Linked DNA regions of Mus musculus: all the other regions are linked to region 1. A link is a loop called in an ENCODE intact Hi-C map of the cell type or tissue named here. Cell type or tissue: left cerebral cortex. All regions are shown on one strand. Each heading gives the region's core, and the rest is flanking DNA. Links, peaks and the distances in the headings are about the cores only.

Evidence for each region. Peaks named below come from ENCODE experiments on the same cell type or tissue, not always from the same donor. Only the 100,000 strongest peaks of a DNase experiment are listed, where the experiment ranks them.
Region 2: a loop joins it to region 1, with 3 times the contacts of the local background. A loop is called at or near these places in 7 of 42 quality-filtered maps.
Region 3: it touches region 1 in a loop (2.2-fold over the local background); 7 of 42 quality-filtered maps call a loop at or near these places.

The regions. Positions count from the first base shown.
Region 1 is chr17:47,733,905-47,738,937 of GRCm38, reverse strand. Pgc (progastricsin (pepsinogen C)) reads right to left here. Exons shown (of 9, transcript NM_025973.3): 9 at 4,460-4,753. The coding sequence ends at 4,601. It also overlaps a transcript of Tfeb not described here. Among named protein-coding and RNA genes, the nearest start is that of Pgc, 9.6 kb to the right of the region's middle. In left cerebral cortex, for the core only: CTCF peaks have their summits at 591 and 1,898 (motif pointing right); DNase peaks (open chromatin) are centred at 1,090 and 1,917; H3K4me3 peaks cover 1,681 bases; H3K27ac peaks cover 1,583 bases.
Region 2 is chr17:47,790,961-47,795,993 of GRCm38, reverse strand. Tfeb (transcription factor EB) reads right to left here. Exons shown (of 8, transcript NM_011549.3): 8 at 3,578-4,659. The coding sequence ends at 4,180. Among named protein-coding and RNA genes, the nearest start is that of Tfeb, 7.7 kb to the right of the region's middle. In left cerebral cortex, for the core only: CTCF peaks have their summits at 2,415 (motif pointing left) and 3,369 (motif pointing left); DNase peaks (open chromatin) are centred at 2,419 and 3,328.
Region 3 is chr17:47,872,032-47,877,064 of GRCm38, reverse strand. It overlaps Foxp4 (forkhead box P4), which reads left to right. Exons shown (of 17, transcript NM_001110825.1): 10 at 1,142-1,225; 11 at 1,377-1,545; 12 at 1,634-1,710; 13 at 2,329-2,430. Among named protein-coding and RNA genes, the nearest start is that of Gm25201, 34 kb to the right of the region's middle. In left cerebral cortex, for the core only: a CTCF peak has its summit at 3,426; DNase peaks (open chromatin) are centred at 2,101, 2,350, 3,398 and 4,548; H3K4me3 peaks cover 428 bases; H3K27ac peaks cover 1,058 bases.

The sequences.
Region 1 (5,033 bases), core at 302-4,301:
CTAGACTGGGAGCTGCCCGAACGCAGAGCCTGGGGGATGGCGACTGGCTCCAGCGGGGCACTGGGCAGCTCGGGAGTGAGCGGGCCATCGAGCCAGGCCTCCGCGTTCGGATCTGCCAGCATCTGCACCTGGCCGCCGTAGAGGAAACTGGAGACCGTCCCCACCTCACCCCCCAACAGCCCGAGTGCCTAGTCTGGGCCAGTGGAATCCCGGCCAGGGTGGGTGTAGGGGCCTCAGGCCACGTCCCAGAGGCTCCCCTTCCCTGCTTCATCAAGCAGCCCCTCACTCCGGGTGCGGGCAAGTGGAGCCCACACTTCCCCCAGCGAACTGAGCGCTCAAGTTTAGTCCTGCAATTGTCACACTGAATGGTCTCCTGCAAGACAGGCGAGAACTGACGCAGGTTGGGGAAGGACGTCGCGGTGAGGGGCAGGCGCAGAATGGAGGCCGGGGGCCGGGGTAGCGCTGGCGCAGACCAGCCCCACCCGGGCGGGCGGGCGGGCGCCCTCCCTTCCTCCCCAGGGCGCGGGGCTGGGGCGCGCCAGGCGGCTGCGGCGCGAACCTGCTCGCGCAGCCCCGAGCAGCTCCGGGCAGCGGTGCGTGAAGCCAGAACCCAGAGCACAGCGGGGGCCGAGGGCGGGGACCCAGGTGGCATCCGCCAGCTCCCTTCCAGGAGGCGCTGGGCGGAAGAGGCGACGGGGTCCGGAGTTGGGGGTGGGGAGACGAAAGCACTGACCTGAAGGGGCGGGCTAGCCTGGGGTTGGACAGTGCGAGTGTGGGGGTAGACAGGGAAAAGGGGGCGTATTTTCCGGAATTGAGGACCAAGAGTGTGGCTCAGGGAGGAGGGCAGACGACTGGGAGCTCGAGGAAGCAGAAAGCAAGGTGCACCGAGGGTGCGACCCGAGTTGGGGTTCCCTAGGGTGGTGGGATAGTGCAAGAGGAGAAGTTTGCCAGGGGCATCAGGGGCTGAAACCAGAGGGGTCTTCTGCAAGAGGTTCAGGAGAGAGAAAGGCAAACGAGGGAGGGAGGGAGGCAGTGATGGGACGTCCACACTACCCGGGACTCAGGCAGCCCAGCCCACGGGGCGTGGCGCCTCTCCGGCCCTCCCACTCCGCGCGACCATCCAGGCTGGGCCAGGCCCCGCCGGCCTTGGTGCCTGCACACCTCCTCGGGCCTCGGACTCCCTCCCCCGAGCCCCCCCCGCCCCCGTTCTATCGGGGGAGGGAGAGCGAGCTCAGGGCCCGGGAGTCCCTCAAAACTTCTTGCAAGTTCACTCCTGCACCTCCCGCCCCAGCTCCGCTCAGCTTCCCCGGGCCAGGAAGGCCCGTGCCCGCCCCGGCCACTCCCGCCCCGGTTACATAAGGTCGCGGGGAGGCGTCCCCCGGCCCGGCCCGAAGGGAGGGGCCCGAGGGGCTCCCCGGCTGGCGAGCTGCATCGCTCGGGCCACGCGCCGGGTACCCAGGGCTGCACCGGCTGCGGGTGGGTGGCGGCGCAGTGCACCCTGTCCTGCTCCAGTCTGTACCCCCACCTACCCCCCCACCTGTCTCAGACACCCACAGGATGGGAAGTGCGGCGCCGGCGTTCCCCGGTCCCCCTGCACCCCTTGCCCCCTAGTCCCGCTCACCTCGCTCTGAAGGTCAATCTGTCCGCCGCCGGCGCCCTGAGGTTCCGGCAACTTGTCCCAAGTTCGGGTGCCCAGCCCCCGAGCTTCGCCCGCCGCCCGCTGTCGGGCTCCTCGGGCTACGCGCCACCAGCCAGACCCGCCCCGTCCGCCCTTCCCGCCGCTGTCGGCGCCGTCTCCGTTCTCTGCGTCCCGCCCGCAGCTGCCGCCTCCGCTGTCACCTAGCCCCGCGCCCGGCGCTTGGGCTCCGGCTGTCACTCCGCGCCCACTTCCCGCTGCGCCCGGCAGAGGGCAGCACCCGCCCCTCCTGCGGACCGCCCCCCATAGGCCTACCGCTGTGCCCGCTGGGAAATGTAGTCCCCGTCGCAGCCGCGAAGGGCTCGCCGGGATTTGCAGTTCCATTCTACTGGCCGCTGTTCCCTAGGAGTCAATTTTTAACTTTAAACGTTTGTCTTTATTCCCTTTTCAGATTTTCTCTCTTTTTTTCTGTCAATGATGGCCCGTGATATGACTTTCTATATTATTACATCTTGAAAAAGGACCAATAGCAAGCTGCTTTTCCAGAAAGTGTGAGAAAAATATAGGATCCCACCCCCATAATTGCCAGCAGCAACCTGAGAAGTTACCCTATCCCTTAGCAACTTCCACTTGGGGAGAGTTTTGATTTCTTTGTTAAATAATAATAACAATATTATTGTTGTTGCTCTATTAATTATTATTATAATTTCAGGACAAGCCAGTATGAAGCAGAGCTTTAGTTTATTAAATATATATTTATGTAAGTATATATATATGGTTCTTTAACACAAGGTTTCTTTGTGTAGCCTTGGCTGTTCTACAACTAGATTTGTAGACAGTCTGGCCTTAAATTCACAGAGATCCACCTGTCTTTCAAGTGCTGGGATTAAAAGTGTATACCACTACTGCCTGGTTTAAATATATATATATATATATATATTTTTTTTTAATGTAGATTTAAAACATAGGGATTAAGAGGAAGTTGACAGAGAAACTGGGCAAGGGCTTCTCCTTGTCTTTTACCATAGCCATACTTTTGTTTTGGTGAGTCCCGCAGTTATCTTCAAAGGACTGCTGAGAAATTTAAATAAGATCACGGGACGTTTCCTGGGGTGTAGCAGATACTGTTGTAATTGATTAGGTAAAAGGTTATAAAGGAAGGCAGGATATCTTAACTGTAATCAAAACAGTTCTCTTTGTGAGATTTCCAGGCAAGGTCTGCGAGAGCACTGAAGCCACACTCCAGGGTTCACGTGCTTGGCCTTAAAACCTGGTTTATTGTTATTTCTACCATTGCTTTGTTTCGTGGAGACAGACTCACCCAATAACCCTAGGTGGCCTAGAATTCATTAGTTGATTATAGTGCCCTCAATCTGACGGAGCTCTGCCTGCCTCTGCTTTCCGAGAAGGCTGGAGTCGGAGGTGTGTGCCGCTGCTCCTGACTTGTTTTGTTATTCAGACACTCCTGATGGAATGAATGCCCTCTGCAAGTTTGCCTGCTTGGTGGGAAACGGCCACTGTGCTCGGAGCATGATTTTTGGTTTCATCCGGCAGGTGTGAGATGTAAAACCCCTTGCTCAAGAGCCCACCGTTTTCACGATATATCCTGTCTCCGTTTGGAATGTGGTACATGACCTGGATCTTGCCCTTTTGTCCCTGCCCCTAAGTGTGAGAGAAGTTGGACCAGCGTCAGCACCTACATTGTACTGCTCAGAATTACTAGTCTTCTGCCATGCCTGTCCCTCCTGCTGGAAGCTCCCGGCACTAGGATATCCCTTAGCTTGTGGTCCCTCCTTTTTCTTCATCTCTTCTCCCACCACCTTCTTTTCTCTCTGCCTCCTGCCCTTTTCTTTCTCTCCTCTCTCCTCTCTCCTCTCTCTCCTCTTTCTTTTCTTCCTCTTCTCCCTCTTCTCTTGCTCCTCTCCACCCCCTCATCATGTGACTGCAAGTTTCTGGGGCTTTCTAAGACGCTCCTAAGAATGAAATCTAGAGCGACACACCTCTCACTGAGCTGGTTAGAGAAAGCCTAGGAAAGAGCTGGCCCTGCGGTCCACAGCCGAGGGACGGCCCTCCTTCCAACACATCCTGGGACTTACTCAGTGTCATCCTAGAAATAGCATCTTGCTTCCTCAAGGACCACAACTGTTAGAAAGAAACATGCATACAGCATCCTTCAGGAAACTCTAGTCAAAACTGGTTCAAAGTTGAGGAGACCAACTCCTCGCTCTGTGTCACCGTCGCCTCCATACGCTGCTGGAAGGCATTCCTGTGGCCTTGAGGCCAGTGGGAATGTTTGGGGATGTGATTCAACATAGTATTTTCCCTTTGCCTGGCAGGCACAAACCCCTCCCTCAATGTCTGTTTTTTGTTTTTTTGTTTTTTGGGGTTTTTTTTTGGGGGGGGGGTTGAGACAGGGTTTCTCTGTGTAGCCCTGGCTGTCCTGGAACTCACTTTGTAGACTAGGCTGGCCTCGAACTCAGAAATCCGTCTGCCTCTGCCTCCCGAGTGCTGGGATTAAAAGCATGTGCCACCAAGCCTGGCACTTCAATGCCTGTTTTATCTCGTCAGAGGGAATCTGTGAATAGATTCCAAGCACAGAAGGGTACAGGCCTATCTCCAAGCCTGGCTTCCAACTCCATTTCACTTGGCATCTGAGTGACCCACAGGGAAACCTTGTGGCCACTAAGGTCAATCAAAGCGGAACTTGCCCTGTCTCCCACTCTGACAGTTCCCCGAGACCCAAGGAATCTGACATGGCACAGCTTTGCCCAGCTCCCCCAATACTCACCCCCTACATACAAATGACTCAACAGGCTGGTCAATATGGAGGACTATTTATTATTAGGGAATGTCTAGGTTTCCAGAAAAGGAAAGCTGGATACAGAGAGGCGGGGCAGATGGGACAGGCTGAGGGGAAGAAGGAAGGGCACGGGGGTGGGGGGGGGGTTTGTCTAGATGTCAAGTCTAGACAGAAGGGGCAAGGCCCACCCTGTTATTGCCCATGTCGAAGACAGCATAGTAAGACCTGAGGAAGACATCCCCGAGGATCCAGAGGGGCTGGCCACTCTCAGCGTTCAGGGAGAGGCTCTCCAGACCCACCATGCAGGAGCCTTCCTCCTGTTCAACAGAAAGACATTCACACATTTGTTTACTTGTGGGCTGAACTTCAGCCCTTGAGTAACGAAATCAAAGGGCTCATTGGACAGTTGAGCCTCCTTAACCAGGACTGCTGAGCAATGGTTCTAGGGGGGGGGGAGGTTCCTTCCTCCACAGCAACCCTCCCACTCACCCCACTCCCATCCCCCTCCACCCCCACTCCGGGCCTGCAGCAGGTCAGGCTGGTAGTCGAGCTTTGAAGACAGAACAACTTGGGTTCAAACCTTAGCTTCACTTTTCC
Region 2 (5,033 bases), core at 586-4,585, 57 kb before region 1:
GGTGTCAGCAAAGTTTAGTTCCCCTTACTCCCATTTTAATTCATACAGCAGCCTGAATTAGTTATATATTGCAATCTCGTCAACAGATGGGGACACTGAGGCACAAAGAGACTCTCACGCAGCAGAGCCCACCATTAAGTGCTGGTCTCATTGGCTTTGTTGTTTCTGGCTTTCCACCCAGATGCTGTGGCCTTGTGGAGCAGTCTCGGTCAACACATCTGGAACTTGGGTAGGCAAAGGCAGCCCTGCCCCTGCCTCATGGACTAAGTGCCACATGAGGCCAGGCCCTCACTTGGCCCCTGCACTTTTAGACCTCTCTGCACTACAAGTGTCCCATACCTGGAGCGTTCCCTTCTTCCTCCTCCAGGGGGAGCACTCCAGTCAGCTCACCATCACACACACTAGGGTCAGCACTCAGGGACTGCTCAGCACTTCCCTGGTGATGCCTCTCTAGCCTCAGGCTCCCACTCTCCACTTCTCTAAGAAGCCGAGCTGGGGCTCCAGAATGACTGTCAGCCTGTCTCCCAAGGAATAAAGTGATGTCCTATGAAGGTTTGTTAGAAGGCTGTTTGACTAAAGACAGGGACAAACGTGGCCATGCTCTGGTCTCCCTGGGACAGCAATGCCCTGCAGCCCCATGAGCACACTCCACACCCCATAATAGTTTCCTGACAGGAAGATCAAATGCCACACTGGCACTTCCCCGATTGGGGGTTGGTTTTCCAGACTACTTGGTTTATAGGATGGCCCTGCAGGGCTGTCCTTGGCTAGCATGCTCAGTTAAGATCTGATACTCCAGCCGGGCGGTGGTGGCACATGCCTTTAATCCCAGCACTTGGGAGGCAGAGGCAGGAGGATTTCTGAGTTCGAGGCCAGCCTGGTCTACAAAGTGAGTTCCAGGACAGCCAGGGCTACACAGAGAAACCCTGTCTCGAAAAAAAAAAAAAAAAAATCCATGGGCCTCAGTTTCCCTAAGTGTAAAGGAGAGTCCTCTAAGTCACATGGTATGAGGCTTGATACCAAGAGCAGGGAGCCGACTGCGTACATAGGCTGAGGAGCAGGACAGAGCCAATCACCACACCTGAGAAGCCCTTCTGAGCTGTCTGCGTCCTCCCAGCCCCCTACCTGGCTGGCTGAGAGGAGAATGAAGGGCCTCAGTCACCAAGCCCGTGACAGGGTCCTCACAGCAGCCAGCTCGCAGAAGACAGATCACCGCCTTAATCACTCTGGAAAAGAACCCCAAGCCGATATAATATTATAATTAATTAATTCACTAAAAAGGTATTAAATTTCTCTCCCCCCTGTGGATATCATCTGAATTCATTGACCTTTAGAAAAATCACCCTCTAATTGTAACCAGGTCCAAAAGCATTTGCGGTCCATCCCTTTTACATTAATAATATCTTCCAGGACCTGGCTCTGGCTGCTTAAATATTGTATAATTCCACTGTCCCCCTCAGAAAAGGCAGCAAAGAAGAGATGAGTTCAGAGGAGAGCAGGGGAGACAGGGGCCGGACTATGGGTCTGGAGGCCTGGGAAGCCAGAAAGGCGTTAAAAGAGCTCTTTCCAGCTGGCCAGAGGGCTCAGAGGGCAGGGGAGGAGACAGACCTTGAGAGAGGGCAAGGGACAGGTGTTCCTGAAGCTAGGACTAGAATTGTGTCTGTCTGTGTGTACACCAGCGTCTCACACCTTCAGCTTGTTAAAAGCTACAAAATAGCAAATGAAGAATCCAATTTGGAAAAAAAAAATGGTGGGAGCTGAGATGTCAAGCAGGTCATCCTGAGGTCACAGTGTCCCTTACCCAGTTGTCCCTGTAGAAATCCAGAACTGACAACCAGGGAAGTGGGAGCAGCTGGTGTGGGCAGACAGACAGACAGACATAGGAACTTGGCGCCCGGGGGATGGGCAGTCATGTATATGACCCAGCTCTGCCTGCTCAGCTCCTACCTCAGGTCCTCCCACATGGGACCCAAGAAAGCTATGGCTGCTAGGATCTCATCCCACCAGAGTTTGTCCCCAAGGCCTAAAGGGGGCTCCCTCATTGGAAGGAAACGGTTGGAGGGACCATCTCTGCTTTACAGCACACATTATCAGTCTGAATGAGATTTTACCCTGCAGACGTCCTGCCAAGCTCACTCATCATCTAAGGGTGAAGAACATAGTCCCCTTATTTAACTGGCAGTCATAACCCCCAGCCTGACTCCCTTGCTACTGCAGGTCAGGGTCTGGCCAGCCAGTCTCAGATACACATTTCTTGGTGGCTTGAACTGCCGGAGGCAGCACCTGGCTTGGATTTCACCCCAGAGGGTGGACATCAGCAGCCCCAGGCAGGATGGAAGTCACCCAGGCTGTGTGGAGTACTCAGTCTTCAGGCTGGCTCCTCAGACCGCTGTTGCCTGGGCCTGTGCGCCCTCGTGTGGACAGAACCCCACTCACACCCTAGTCCTGACCCAGTGCCCAGGCAGCAGGCTGTGAACAAATCAAAGGAAGGAAGCTCCAGGCCTTGGTGACAGGGGTAACTCGGGGTGTGTTTGACGGGTTATGTGAGGAAGTAGAAGGCAGCTTCCCACGTCCCCACGTCCCCAGGGTGACGGAAATATCAGATCCAACAACACCTGAGGTGCTGGCCCAAACCCCATGAGCCCCAAATCCCAGTCTCTAGTTGACCTCAGACAGAGTTTGGGGTTTACCCCGTGGGTCTCATGAGGGTAAATCCCAGGCAATGGAGACCAGGAACTGGAAGGAGATATGGCCAGGCTAACTCAGGCTCTACAAGGTCAACCACACCTCCATCTGACCTTGATAGTAACCCTTCAGCTCAGGCAGCCTAGTGCCGTCTTGACCACGCCGTTTGACCGCCTTTCTTTCTCTGAACATTCATTGCTCCAATTATTGATTTGATCTCTTGTTCTTCAAAGAGGAGAAAAAAATTTAAATTCTTTTTAATTAGGCTCCTTTGGCCTTTTAGGGCCCTTTGAGGGGAAACCATTTTGGTCCCTGGCTAAAGAGTCTTGGAAACCGAGGAACTAAGAACCTCTAGAGACCCTGCCCAGGTTACTTCCCCATCCAGGAACCTGGAGCAAAGCGGGTCCTGAACCTCACTAGGGCATAGACCCAGCCAGGAAGGGGAGTGAACCCTAAGCTTTGACTCCCAGCCAGGGTCCTGTGCTCTCATCTGTTCCAAATGGGTCCATTTCCTATCGCCATAAGGATACAGCCTGGTCTCCAGCTGGTCTGTAGCTACCAACACCGGGAAGAATGTTGAGGGCCATGCTAGAACGCCGGCCAGCCACACACCCACCTCCACTGCTGTTCAGACCACAGCTGGAGGTGTGGGTCCAGACCAGCATGGCTGCAGCGCCACCATGTGGCCTCAGTGAGACAATGCTCTCAGCCCCACGCTGTCAAGGTTGTTTCTTTGGCCTCTGAATCCAAGAGAACCTCCTTCAGATCCTTCATGGAGCAATTGAATTCTTAATCCAAGAAGGAGTCCACTGGGCTGCCCTCCCCGCTCGGCCCCCGCCCCGCCCCTCATAGTCATGGGCTGAGGACGCACCGCAGAGCCAGGACAACATACTACAAAGCACAGTGTTTACTAAAGGCACAAAGTGGGAGGTCTGGGGGTGGGGGTGCTCGCCACCCTGAACCCAGACTCCTCTTCTGGCCACCCCACCCTCATACCACCAGGGGAGAGCTGTTAGCACCAAATGGGGGTGGATGCCCCACTTGTGGGGGAGTTCAGGCTGAGGGCGACAGGCTGGGTGCCATCTAGTCCCAGGAAGGCAGGCCCGGGCACCCCCAGACCAGCTGCTGCCTCAGAGGTACTTGTACCTCCTTCTCCAAAATGTCCTCCACAGGAGAGCCCAGGCTCAGGAGAGGGGCTCCCCTAGCAGGATTTCTTCTTATTTCTCTTCTGCCTCACCCCTGTTCTTCCCCATCATAGTCATAGTACTGCCGCCAGAGGAGGGGGCCCGAAGCCGAGGGGGAGGGCTCCTCCAGCCCCATCAGCTGCCAGGCAGGCACTAAGTCCAAACAGGGTGGGGGTAGCAGCCAAGGGGAAGGAGAGAGGCAGGGTAGGCGGCTACTTCACACCAAGTGCAGCCTGAAGGATGGGAGGGCTCTGCTCGGTCCTCCCAGCCTCCAGGCATCCCCTGCTCCTTGGCACAGGGGCAGCCAGCGTCACAGAACATCACCCTCCTCCATGCTGAAGCTGCTCCGGCGGCTGCTGGCCTTGGAGGCCTCAGGAGACATGGTAGAAAAGAGGGGGTCAGAGGCCAGGGGGAGCAGGGAGTCATCTAGGAGCATTAAGTCCAGATCCTTCTTGGACAGGTTGGGGAATGGGGAGCCGTGCTCTGTCCCCAGGGTATCGGGGTAACCTGTGGGCCCCTCGTCGCCCCCACCCCCAAAGCTCAGGCCATGGCTGAAGTCCAGGTGATGGAACGGAGACTGTGGCTGGGCGGCCGAGGGCAGCGGAGCCTGGGGAGGAAGAGCCGGCATTTGCTCAGGCTCAGGGACCTCAGGCCCCAGCATCAGCGCCTCCCCTGGGCCATCCTCACTGGGCAACTCTTGCTTCACCACCTGCTGGGCCAGCTCGGCCATATTCACACCCGACGGCGAGGTGGTGGGGAGGCCGTGCACGCGTGCCTGCATCTCCAGCTCCTGTTTGGAATGGACAGAAGGATGAGATACACATGACAGCAGCCCAGGCTAGCCCTCCCTCCCTGTGACCCACTGCACCACTTGCCCCCATCTCCTGTGACTATCTCAGCTGGAGGAACAGAGAGCAGAGGGCAGTGTGAGCTTAGACCAAGCTCTCCAGGCTGCAAGTTACAGCTGGCCAGCGGTTCGTGAAGCCACCATGGTACACCTTGGCTAGGTCCCTCTCAGGATTTTAAACTGAGCTGGGTGGTGGTGGTGGTGGGAATGGAAACCATCAAAACGCATTTCCTTAACTAAGGGTGAGTTCTTATTCGCCAATGCTAAGTTTTTGTAGGTGGAAAAAAAGTGACTTCTATCACCCATCATGAACAATC
Region 3 (5,033 bases), core at 586-4,585, 140 kb before region 1:
TTCACCATCGTGTGAGGTGAGGACAGCTGAGGCTGAGTAGCCAAGGCTGAGGCCCTGTATGCAGGGAGCTGTTTTTATATGCTAAGTAAAAACAAGACTCATGTGAATGGCTAATGTGCAGGCCTGCTGTGCAGCGTGCTTCAGGACATCCTCAGAGTGGTCTGCCTGCCCTGCCTGCCGGATACCATCATCTCCATATAACACAGGCCTAGGGAGCCACTCAGGGAATGGAGGGACTGGGATTAGAACCCTTACTCCGGCATCACATCGAGTCCTTAAGAGAGCCACCGAATCAGCCGTCCCTGCTTAACCATCTCTGGCTGCTCACAGGGTGGAGAGAGGGCAGTTGTAAGAGATGCTTTGAGGTTTATGAATGGGGGAAGTGAATCATTTGCCGTCCCCACTCACCTCTTCAGTAGTGAGCCAGGCAGGCACTGGGGTGTTGTTCAGCCTCCCGTGGGGAGAAGGGGCGCATGGCTGGTTGGAAGAAGATTGCCATGTGTAAGGTGGTGTGAGCCCAAGACTGCTGTAGAGAAAGGGAGAGAGCGTCAGTTCCTGGTCCTGAGGAGGTGGGAGTCCAGAAGGGCAAAGAATGGCCAAGGCCTTTAGCAAGTTTTCAGAAGTGAGGCTCAGAGGGAACAGGTGCCTTGGTTGGGGGGGGGGGTGCTGGTGTGTGTGTGTGTGTGTGTGTGTGTGTGTGTGTGTGTGTGTGATGTGTGTGTGTGTGAGAGAGAGTGAAGGAGGGGTGAGGGGCAGGGTGTGTGTTTGTGAGCGTGTGTGTGTGTGTGTGTGTGTGTGTGCATGTGTTTATGTGTATGTGACGGGAGGGGGGAGGGGGTGTCTGTGTGAAAGAGAGTGGAGAAAGGCAGGGAGGTATGTGCGTGCATATGCACAAGTGTGTATGTGTGTGTGAGAGAGAGAGGTGGGGAGTGGGAGGTGTGTGTATGTGTGACAGAGTTGGGGGAGGGGTGTGTGTGAGAGAGGTGAGGAAAGGGTGGTGTGTGTGTGTGTGTGTGTGTGTGTGTGTGTGTGTGTGTGTTGAGACTTTCTGAGGGCCTCCAGGTCTCCAGTGACAGTGACAGTGACAGGTAACCTGTAGGGGAATAAGAACCCATCCCCCCCTCACTGTGCCTTTTCACAGCTGGCCAAGGAGAGTGAGCGGCTGCAGGCCATGATGGCACATCTGCACATGCGGCCTTCAGAGCCCAAGCCCTTCAGCCAGCCAGTGAGTGCCCTGCCCCCACTTCCCAGCATCCCCCGACCCCTCCTCAGCACAGCCCTGACCTTCAGGGAACAACCTCTTGGGGTGCTTTTCTCAGCACCTACCCCATTGCTCACAGCTGAACCCAGTCCCTGGCTCCTCCTCATTCTCCAAGGTGACCGTCTCCGCAGACCCGTTCCCGGATGGCCTCGTGCACCCCCCAACTTCAGCCGCTGCCCCCGTCACACCCCTGCGTCCCCCTGGCCTGGGCTCTGCCTCTTTGCACAGTGGGGGCCCTGCCCGCAGGAGAAGTAATGACAAATTCTGCTCCCCCATCTCCTCAGGTGAGGCTGCTGTAGGAGGGGTACCCCCCAACCCCAACTGATGGGGGTTCCCGATCTGGCTGCCTCACCTTCTGCCTGTCTCCCCCAGAGCTTGCCCAGAATCATGAGTTCTACAAGAACGCTGACGTCAGGCCCCCCTTCACCTACGCTTCCCTTATCCGCCAGGTAAGCATGGAAGGCCGGAAGGATGGAGAAGGCAAGTTTACTGGAGCCAGGCCTCCTGATGCCCGACCATAAGGTCCCTCACTCCTGAGCCCCTCTCCTCCGGTCTGCCTCCTGCGGGCTGTAGCATATCCTGCCTGAGCTCACTGGGTCCATTCCCATTCATCTTTATTGTCCATATGCACAGGGTGACGCTCACTTCTGCATACGTACACTAGCTCGCACTTGCTATTCATAAACACAAGCACATGCCCTTACACACGTGGCTATTCTGTGGTACTTCCTACAGACGTGCGTTCTCTCAGGGCGCACTTTGCCCAAATAAAGAAAATCCCCAACCGCCTCAACAATAGTGCTACCTCAGGCTAGGGCGCATGAAGCCCTTTCTCACCCCCAACCGTGAAGGGCTCCCATGTCTTTTTTGCACATGCGCAGTCTCTGGAGGCCCGGCTCCCAATACCCTCAGCTCTCTTAGCTCATTAGCCTAGCGGGGAATCCCAACCCGCCTCTGGGTCTCCTGTCCTCAAGGATGAGTCAGGGGCTACATAAAAGGGTGGAACACAGGGCCGTGAGGCCCCCAGATCTAGTCTGAGGGTCTCTTTGCCCTTTCCTTGCCTGCAGGCCATTCTGGAAACTCCAGATCGGCAGCTGACGCTAAATGAGATTTATAACTGGTTCACCAGGATGTTCGCCTACTTCCGAAGAAACACGGCCACCTGGAAGGTAAGACCTGCCCTATCTCCCTCATCCTGACTTTCTTCTCTAAACCGCCACAGTCTACTGAGACCAAGGCTACCTACTACTTTGTCCCCTCAACAGTTCTGCAGAAATAGCCCACCAGGTCCACCAATAGCCCTCACCCCGGTCCCCTCAGCAGCAACTCCAGTGTTCCTAACTTGCTATTTTGTACATCGGGGACTTGCGTATTGTCGCAGATGGTCTTAAAACCCTGGGTTTAATGATCGCCCTGCCTCCACCTCCCTGAGTGCCAGGATTTCAAGTGAACATCACCACACCCTGTTAGACAGTTGCTAGGTGTGGAATCCAGCCCTGTGTGTGCGCTAGGCATGCACAGTGTCTTCCTTTTAATGACCTTGGCCAGCCTCGCACTGTCTCTTTAACGGGAAGAAATTATTTCTCTTTAGTATGGTACAAAGAATTCCAACTCCCTGAGACAGGGCCTCTGGAGGGTTGACGGTCAGCTCAGTGGCAGGTCCTGGGGTAAATCCATGGCTCCAGATTTCATAACTAATCCAGTCTAGGAGGAGGTTCAAAGGTGTATACTGGCCCCAATACATGGGTAGACTGAAGTCTATAGACCACTCCCAGGGACACAAATGGATACATACAGCACCCAGCTCACCAGTGGCAGGGAGGTAATTGTCTCTATTCAATTAGTCACTTAACACTTTCAGCTATAAGCATTTTCCTTGGAGACCAGAGGAATGCAAGGACCTAGGAAAATGGGCCAGAGATGTAGGCTGGGACACTGTTCTATGGTCGATATAGGGTGTGCATGCGCACCATGTGTGTCTTGCACTATGAAGCAAGATGAGAAGGTGGTATCTAAATTAAGGCGGAGTTGGACGAGGAGGAGGAAGTGGGGGGTGGAGTATTGGCCCTTTCAGGAAGTCAAGATACATGAGAGGGCGTCTCTCTCTCACTCTCTCAGAACTCTAATTGTATCCCTGGCTCTCGGGTCCTCCTGCTGGCCTGTGAGAAAACTGCAGCCAAACAGACCTCCTGCAGTGTGACGGGTTTCTCCACAGTGGAACGGAGGAGGCCCTCCGGGCCAGGGCACCGCCAAGCACTGGGTGGGATCTGCAGCTGTCCAGCCTTTTCTACCTTAGTAATGTGCAAAGGACTACTAGAAGGGCCTATCATGGCATCTTCCCTTTCCTGTGCCAACCTCCCAAAGCTTAGACTATGCAGCAGGGGCAGCCACTCTGATTGGCTATGAGTGATGTCACTTCCTGGCAACCACAGCCCTGCCCTCTTTTTGAGCTAGCGTTGTGTTTTAGGAGCCACCTGGTCCAGCCTCCAACGTCTAGGCCAGGTCAGATGGCAGACTTTACAGATGATACAATCCCATCACCTAGAGTTGAATATAGCGTAGAGCTGGTTCAGGCAGCTTTCATAGCTTCTCAGTGGCCATGCCGAGAGCCTCACCTTGATCTGTTTCATCCCTCACACACAACCCTAATCTGGTCCTGATATAGTGTGGCTTGTTGCTACGTGGCACCCTGGGGGGTGCCACACTGCCCTGTCCGGTCAGACTGTACTGGCTTGAGATCCACACTGACTTTGAGAGTTCTTTTCAGCCAGCCAACTTCATTCATGCTACTGGGGAAAGAGTAGCCTGTGGTTTCTTCCCATCTATTTTGCACCTTCTCCGGGTCATCTTTCTCTACATCACTTGGGTTTCTTGATCCCCACCCCCACCCCTTCTGGTCCCCATCCATAGACCATGCCGGCTGCTTTAGACCTAGGGTATCCAGGCTTGGGGGTGGGCGTGTGCCAAGCCAGCTGCCATTTCTTAGGGACAGAGCTACCATCTGCCAAGTGGATGGTCCTCAGCAGCCTTCCTGTGTCCATCCCCTCCTAGGGCCTGTGTTGTGGGCCCATCCTTTTGTTTACGCAGCCCCCGCCAGACCCCTTAAATTGCCGTTAATGTTTCAGCGTAACGAATTAGTCTCTCGTCACGAATCAGGCTTCGAAACGAGGGAAAAAAAGCCCCGGCGAGGCCACCCTCGGAAATTGGGGTCATTCTCATTTGCAAAGCGGAGGATCGGAGCCCCGTAATGCGGGCAAATTTATTCCGAGGCAGGAGCCCCGGCGTGATTAGGCCCTTTGTAATTATCGCTCCGTGAGATTCCACTCCAGCCGCCCGCCTCCCTCGTGGGTTAGCAAGCGAGTCGGAAAAATACACAGGATTTAATTAGAGGCAAATTAAAATTGGTAATGAAATCGGGCCAGTTGCAAGAGGCAAGAGTTGGATGGGAGAGAGGGAGAGCAGATCTCCAGGGGCACCCGCTGCCTGCCCTGCCCGCTTTCTTCCCCGTTTAGAAATGTAAAGAAGAGCCGGGATAGGCGGGTTGGAGGAGACTGGTGGGGGACATGTAATGGGGACAGGGCTGGGGCTGCTGGTGAGAGACAGAAAAACTGAGAGCAGAGATAGGGAGGTGGGACCAAGGGACCTGGGGACAGGAGATGGGTGGATCAGTGCCCTCACCCAGGCTTCCAGAGGGAATTGGGCCCTGCAATCCCCGCCCATGTGTCCTACCAACCAGGTGACCTCAATTTCTGAAGTTCTCTTTCCAGGACGA